Linked DNA regions of Homo sapiens: region 2 is linked to region 1. Evidence: chromatin contacts called from ENCODE Hi-C or POLR2A ChIA-PET data. All regions are on one chromosome and are shown on one strand. Each heading gives the region's core, a stretch centred on a gene start or an enhancer-like site at or near the end of the contact. The rest is flanking DNA. Distances are from core to core; before and after follow the strand shown.

What was found. A loop is a pair of places that touch in the nucleus more often than their neighbours do. ChIA-PET counts read pairs that join two places held with the same protein, here RNA polymerase II (POLR2A). Pooled maps may share reads with other maps.
Region 2: a map of endothelial cell of umbilical vein shows a loop between it and region 1 (3-fold over the local background). The contact joins two enhancer-like sites. A Hi-C loop is called at or near these places in 1 of 168 maps with a recorded cell type or tissue (endothelial cell of umbilical vein) and 1 of 50 pooled maps. POLR2A ChIA-PET finds 5 or more read pairs at or near these places in 2 of 52 experiments (T-cell and activated T-cell).

What each region holds. Positions count from the first base shown.
Region 1 is chr11:85,736,446-85,739,548 of GRCh38, forward strand. SYTL2 (synaptotagmin like 2) reads right to left here. Exons shown (of 20, transcript NM_206927.4): 5 at 1,130-1,211; 6 at 56-170. Among named protein-coding and RNA genes, the nearest start is that of CCDC89, 52 kb to the left of the region's middle. Within about 2 kb of position 1,491, at least 7 of the 41 ENCODE cell types and tissues checked have a DNase peak (open chromatin) inside an H3K27ac peak, as active enhancers do; they include endothelial cell of umbilical vein, where a contact is called at or near this core.
Region 2 is chr11:86,172,790-86,175,892 of GRCh38, forward strand. No RefSeq gene overlaps it. Among named protein-coding and RNA genes, the nearest start is that of LINC02695, 19 kb to the right of the region's middle. RefSeq lists a cis regulatory region at 1,689-2,186. Within about 2 kb of position 1,407, at least 23 of the 41 ENCODE cell types and tissues checked have a DNase peak (open chromatin) inside an H3K27ac peak, as active enhancers do; they include endothelial cell of umbilical vein, where a contact is called at or near this core.

The sequences.
Region 1 (3,103 bases), core at 241-2,740:
CTTAGTCCACAGATAACAAAGATAAAAAAATCAAGTTCATAAAAATAATATTTACCCTCTTTTGAAGTCTGAAATAAACCAGTTCTTCCATTTTTTGACTGTTCATTTTTAGTTTGTTGTGATGAGTGACCTTCTGGCAACTTGGAGCTATTAAACGGATTCTTCCTCTGCTGGGGACAAATATTGTTTATTAAACTTATTTTAAATGTCATGACAGCAACTCAGTGTTGGCAAATGCCTATTATCTTCAATTTTGATAGTTTTATCCCATAAACTCCATTATTTGGCATGTTTGAAAAACAGTTGTCCTGATTAATCTGCTTAGCACAGAGTTACCATATATGCCATTTAAAAATTATATAAAATATATGCAAAGCCAGAGTCCTACAAAGTTAGCTCAGAATCAGACACTTAAATCAAAATCCCACATTTTACAGGTGAAAAAACTTGGCCCCGGATATAGCAAAGACCAGATCAAGGTCAAAGGAAACTTGGGTCTCTAATCAGGTCAGAGTCCCACCAGTGATTCTTCTACCATACCAGACTCTCAGTGTGCTAGATCACAAGTGTACAAAATACAACTGTAATTGACCTTTCCTAAAGATTTTGGAGACATTTTAGGTATCTTGAAGTGCTTCATAGTCATTATTATTATCATCAATTCTAATGATAAAAATGGTATCAATAGAGGTTTTAAAAATTAATATAGGAATCAATAACAATGTTTACTGTCTATAGTTTAATAAATTAGCAATTCTCTCCCAGAAGCAGATCTCTAACAGAGATTTAGGAAGCTATGCATAGGAATATAGGAATAAGGACTGACATGGAACTAACAAGCCTTATTCCATATGCTAAAAAGCAGCAGCACCAAATAGCTTCAGACTTTTTACCCTCTAGGGCAAGAAATCTGGGTCTTCAGCAATGCAATGACATGGTATCCATCCACTTTTTCCACCATGAGAGTGACTTCTTAAACTAGTGACTTCTTAAAATAGTGAAAATTACCTGTATTTGGTACCAAAAAACTGTACTACAAAATTCTCTTTATTTTGTGGTGCTTTGACACAATGAGGAAAAATGGCATTCCTAACAAATACAAGATTTTCAAAATCTGGGCTCAGTCTACCTTCTCTGGAGACACATTTGGTTTCCTTGTGTTTTCCTGGGACATATCAATCACACTGGAAGCTGGATTTACCACACTGGAACTGCAAAAGAAACAATAATTCAGAGAATAAAACCTCACCTTTTGAGGAATCATAAATTATGCCTCTGAAGTGGAAAGCTATCAGCAGGCTAGGAGAGGAAGCTGGTGCAGAAGAATAAGAAGGATTCTCTAGAGAATTATTCCCTATCCCAGGGACAGGACAGCACCAGAGTGAGAGTAAGGCAAGAGTGAGTGGAGACAAGTGAAGTGAGCAGGCTCCCTCCAGAACCACCACACCCTTGACTGTTGATTGAGAAGGGCAAAAGAGGGTCACGGAGGCCCTGGGTGGGGAGAGGAACAACCTGCTCAGACTTCCTGTTCCAGTGGTCTTGCCTCAGGCACAGGAGGTGAAGTTGCTATTGGCTGAAGCCTTCGTGTCCTGTTACCACCACCAGTTCTCTCAGTGGCATCACAGAGTCAGGAGCTTGGAAAACACCTTAGTTTGTGGAGGTAGGGGTAAGATTCCTGCTTTTCCCCATGAAGTAAGGAACCAAAGGCCTGGAGAGGAGGGGAATAATTTGCCCCCAAGGCCACAGAACCTCAACCAAGATTGTTGTCACTAAAACCATGGGCTAGATGTTCCTGCAGCCTCATTTCTTTTCTTTATCTCTGTACTTCAATTGCTATTTTTACACAATTACTCCCAAGAAAAGGCTGAGCTCTTGAAGAAGCCATTCTTCCTTTCATTACTTCCTTTCATTGTTCCAGAAAGGCATTATAGCAGATGAGCAGAAGGATATAAAATACAGCCTGATTACATAGAGGCGAGAAAGGGGGAAAATAGAGGATGGGAGGGAAAGGGGAGGGAACAGAATAGGAATGTATAATGGAGCCCGAATTAAGACTAATAGACACATTACAGGAGTCCTCCATTCCTGTAATAGGTGTGCACAAACTTGAATCAAGCTATCTAGAAACAGTGAAAAAAGAAACCTAGTCACTGATATAATTCAGTCTCTATATAATAAAAACAACCAATAGCTCAGAACCAGAAAGCAATTTCTCTTGAATGTCATTTTTAGAAGCCAGTGGGTGATATGAGGAACAACATCCCTATAGTCGATGCTATGCTCAGTTTCTCAGAGTGTTCTGCATAATCTTCCTTAGTAAATAAAGCAGTTACATAATCAGAAGACCTGAGCCAAGTGCTGATGGTTGGGGGTCTCTGTGGAACACCTGTCTTTTTCCACCATCTTTCTCCTTTCCCCTTCCCACTCACCAAGCCCAAAGGATAAGCAGAGTGTCTATATCCTTCTCCCTCTGCTCCCTGAAATTCCAGTTCCTGTGCCTCCAGGCCGCCAGCCTCAACAGCCCATATTGCAAATCATGTAGTCCCTACCTCCTAGAGATGAGGTCTCTCCCTTACTGAGCTGTACCTAGCTATGTATTTCATGTCTACTATGCAACCTCCTCTGTGTATACATATCTTACCTCGCATAGTAAAGTGGGAGATCCCTCAAGAGTATCTCAAACATCTTTATATCCCCTGCAGTGCCTTGCACAGTGCCTGGTACATAACTGGTGAATGGCTAAATAAACGAAGGCCAATTGAGCCAGTGCCAGGAGAAGCAGCAACAGATAGTAAGCAGGAGGCTGGCTTTTTTTTTTTTTTTTTTTTAATCCATGTTATTTGCAAAACTGCAGTGAGGCAGACTATTCAGGTATTAAACAAAATGTCTGTTTCCGCTATTCGGAAAGAAAAAGAGAGGAAGAAACAAAACAGTCAGAACACATAGTCAGACACTAAAATATTAGAAACACACAGGATTCATTCAGTTACCTTGTGGTTGGGATAGGGGCAAACTGGGATGAGGGGGGATACTCAGTTAAAGTTTACAGTCTGCTTAATAGGAAAAAATTAAAACAAGAGTCTTATTTCCTCAAATTTTGTCT
Region 2 (3,103 bases), core at 157-2,656, 440 kb after region 1:
CTGTACTAGTCCCTGACACTAGCATCTCTTTGAAAGAAGGAACCAGGAAGGTTAGTCCCTAGCCTGCCAGAGATGTGTGCCCACAGCTAATTCCTATACTCAGTAGCTTGAAGGCATCCTTACTTTATCACCTTTAACCCTTCAGCACTGTGTCTTGTAATCTCCTAACTGGGCCCTCACTGAGTCACAGTACTGGGGTTTTAATCTTCTATATAACAGCATCTGAAGCTGAGACAATGGAGCTCTCAGAGCCTTTAGCTATGATCTTATCTTCTGATCAAGATTTTCTTGGCTTGTGATTGCTCAGCCATGATGGGGTGGAGAAAAGCCCCTACGCTAGGAAGTGCTAGTGCTGACTCAGCATGCTGCAGGTCTGGAATTGGAGCAGAAACTTGTGTGGACCAGCAGGGACCTTGCAGGCTTAAGGAAGAAAGAGAGGAAAGGGCCAGGCAAACCTAAGAGAAACAATCCTGAAGGCAGAGATTTCAAGACATGCAAAACAGCAGGGTTTCTGTAAAGGAGAACTTCTTTACTGAGAACCTCCCGTATAGTAGACACTTTAACCTGGGCTACAAATCTGCAAGGCAGGTATTATTATTATCCCATTTCACACATGGGGAATCAAAAGTTCAGAGATTAGTCAGGTGCGGTGGCTCATGCCTATAATCCCAACACTTTGGGAGGCCAAGGTGGGTGGATCACCTGAGGTCAGGAGTTTAAGACCCGTCTGGCCAACATGGTGAAACCCTGTCTCTAATAAGAATACAAAAATTAGCTGGGCATGGTGGCACGCGCCTGTAGTCCCAGCTATTCGGGAGGCTGAGGCAGGAGAATTGCTTGAACCAGGGAGGCGAAGGATGCAGTGAGCCATGATCGTGCCACTGCACTCCAGCCTGGGTGACAGAGCAAGACTCTGTCTCTCTCTCTCTCTAGCAAGACTCTGTCTCTGTCTCTCTCTCTCTCTCTCACACACACACACACACACACACACACACACACACTCTTCAGAGATTAACTTTTCCAGAACCACATGACTAGTAAGTAGCTGTGGGGTTCAAATGTAGGTCTCCAAAGGTCTGTGCCCTTTCTTTCACACACACTGAGAGGCATCTGAGAGGGACTTAGGAAGTCTTGAGAGTAAAACTAGATGGTCAGTGAATGCCCATTGGATGGCAATTTCAAGCAAATGGACAAAATAGTAATGGGATAATATTGAATCCTAAATCACCAGCAGTAACTGTGAGAAAGGTAGAATTACAAACTCCCTGCTAAATAGCTTTAGGTCATAAATGAATGTTATCCTTTGGAGGGCACAAAATGAAGTGGTTAATTCCTTGAACACCAATGTGACTAATAAGCAAGCCATGGCATCCGTCATCTCGTCCGCACAGCTGTCTGGGTAGGCTAATCTCTGGCTCAAGGCCCTGGCTCCTGTCTGCCCAGTGGCATGCTGCACTCTGATCTCCTGGCTCCACAGTGAGCTTGACATTTCTGCTGAGTCTGACTCACTTGCTCCCAGCCTCAATTGTTCTGTGCCAATGCAGACTTCTTTTACAGTTGGCCTACTTAGAAACACAGGATGTTAGTGTTGGAAGGGAGATCCTTTAGAAGTCACCTAGTACAATCCCCACACATTACAAATGAGAAAACAGGCCCCAGATGAGGCTTGGTGATGACGTGCCTAAATTCCGGTCAGTTTAGTTATAAGGCATGATAAGACCTCAGCCACATGGCCCATAGGGAGGAAGCTGGGAATGAGCAGGACTGGAGCTGGCAATGCTGCATCAGCTGTAGGACTCCTAGGGCTGGGGTGGAGCACAGGGAGTGGATCCAGCTCCTTGGAAGAATGAGTTGGGTTAGGGAAGCAAAGCGTCAGGAACCCAGCCAGGCAGTGTGGAGTTCAGGGTAGCACTTTTGAAATGTGTGGCTGGGGAGAAGAATGAGGCTGAAGGTCAGTTGTGAAGACTGGACCAACATGCCCAGGAGGGTGAGGGGGTGTGAAGAAAAGTCACAACTTGAGGCTATCAGGGTGTGCAGAGTTCACCAGAGATGTGATAAGGTCCAGAGCAGTGGCAGCACACCCCACCCCCATGCTGAGTTGTGGCTGGTGCACTTCTGCCCTCTTTTTTTTTTTTTTGAAATGGAGTCTAGCTCTGTCGCCCAGACTGGAGAGCAGTGGCATGATCTTGGCTCACCACAACCTCTGCCTCCTTGGTTCAAGCGATTCTCCTGCCTCAGCCTCCCAGGTAGTTAGGACTATAGACGTATGCCACCACACCCGGCTAATTTTTGTATTTTCGATACGGACAGGGTTTCACCATGTTGGCCAGGCTGGTCTCGAACTCCTGACCTCAAGTGATTTGCCTGCCTTGGCCTCCCAAAGTGCTGGGATTACAAGCGTGTGTCACTGCACCCAGCCACTTCTTGCCCTCTTTAGGAAGGTTCCAGCCTGAAGCTGGAGGGAGCTGGTGATTTCATATCATAGCCAAAGAGCTGGGGAAGACAGCACTAAAGAACACCATCTATTCTGCCTCCCAAATGTCTCTAAGGTGTCCTTTACCTCCATTTCTACTGTCACCACCCTGAGCCCTGGTTGTCACCCACCTGAATTATTGCAACAGCAGTTTAGTTAACCACTTATCCTCTGCCTGTACTATTTCTAAAGCACTCTTCTCATTGCCACCCAAGCAGTGTTTCTATGACGTGAAGATGTCACTTGCTTTCTATAAATGTTGGATGGCTTGCACTGCCTAGCAGGCTTTCTCTCCTGGGCTTCCATGTGAGAACCAAGCCCTCCAGAAAATTATCTGAGTGACTATTTCAGGTCTTTCCAGGATGGTACATAGTTAATACCATTCTAGGTGTACAGGGGAGAGAAATTTATTTGTATGATAGATGTCTTAAGTCATCAGGGCTTAATTTTTCTGGTGGAATCCTGATTGGGAAGGGCTGGATAGAACAAAGCCCAGATATATGAACCTGGCACATTAGATCCTACATGACTTCAGCCCAGTGTTCCTTCTAGCCTTATCTCCTATTCTCCCCACTGTGCATTCTGTGCTCCGGTCACACCGAACTCTTGCCATTCCTTCATCTAGCTATT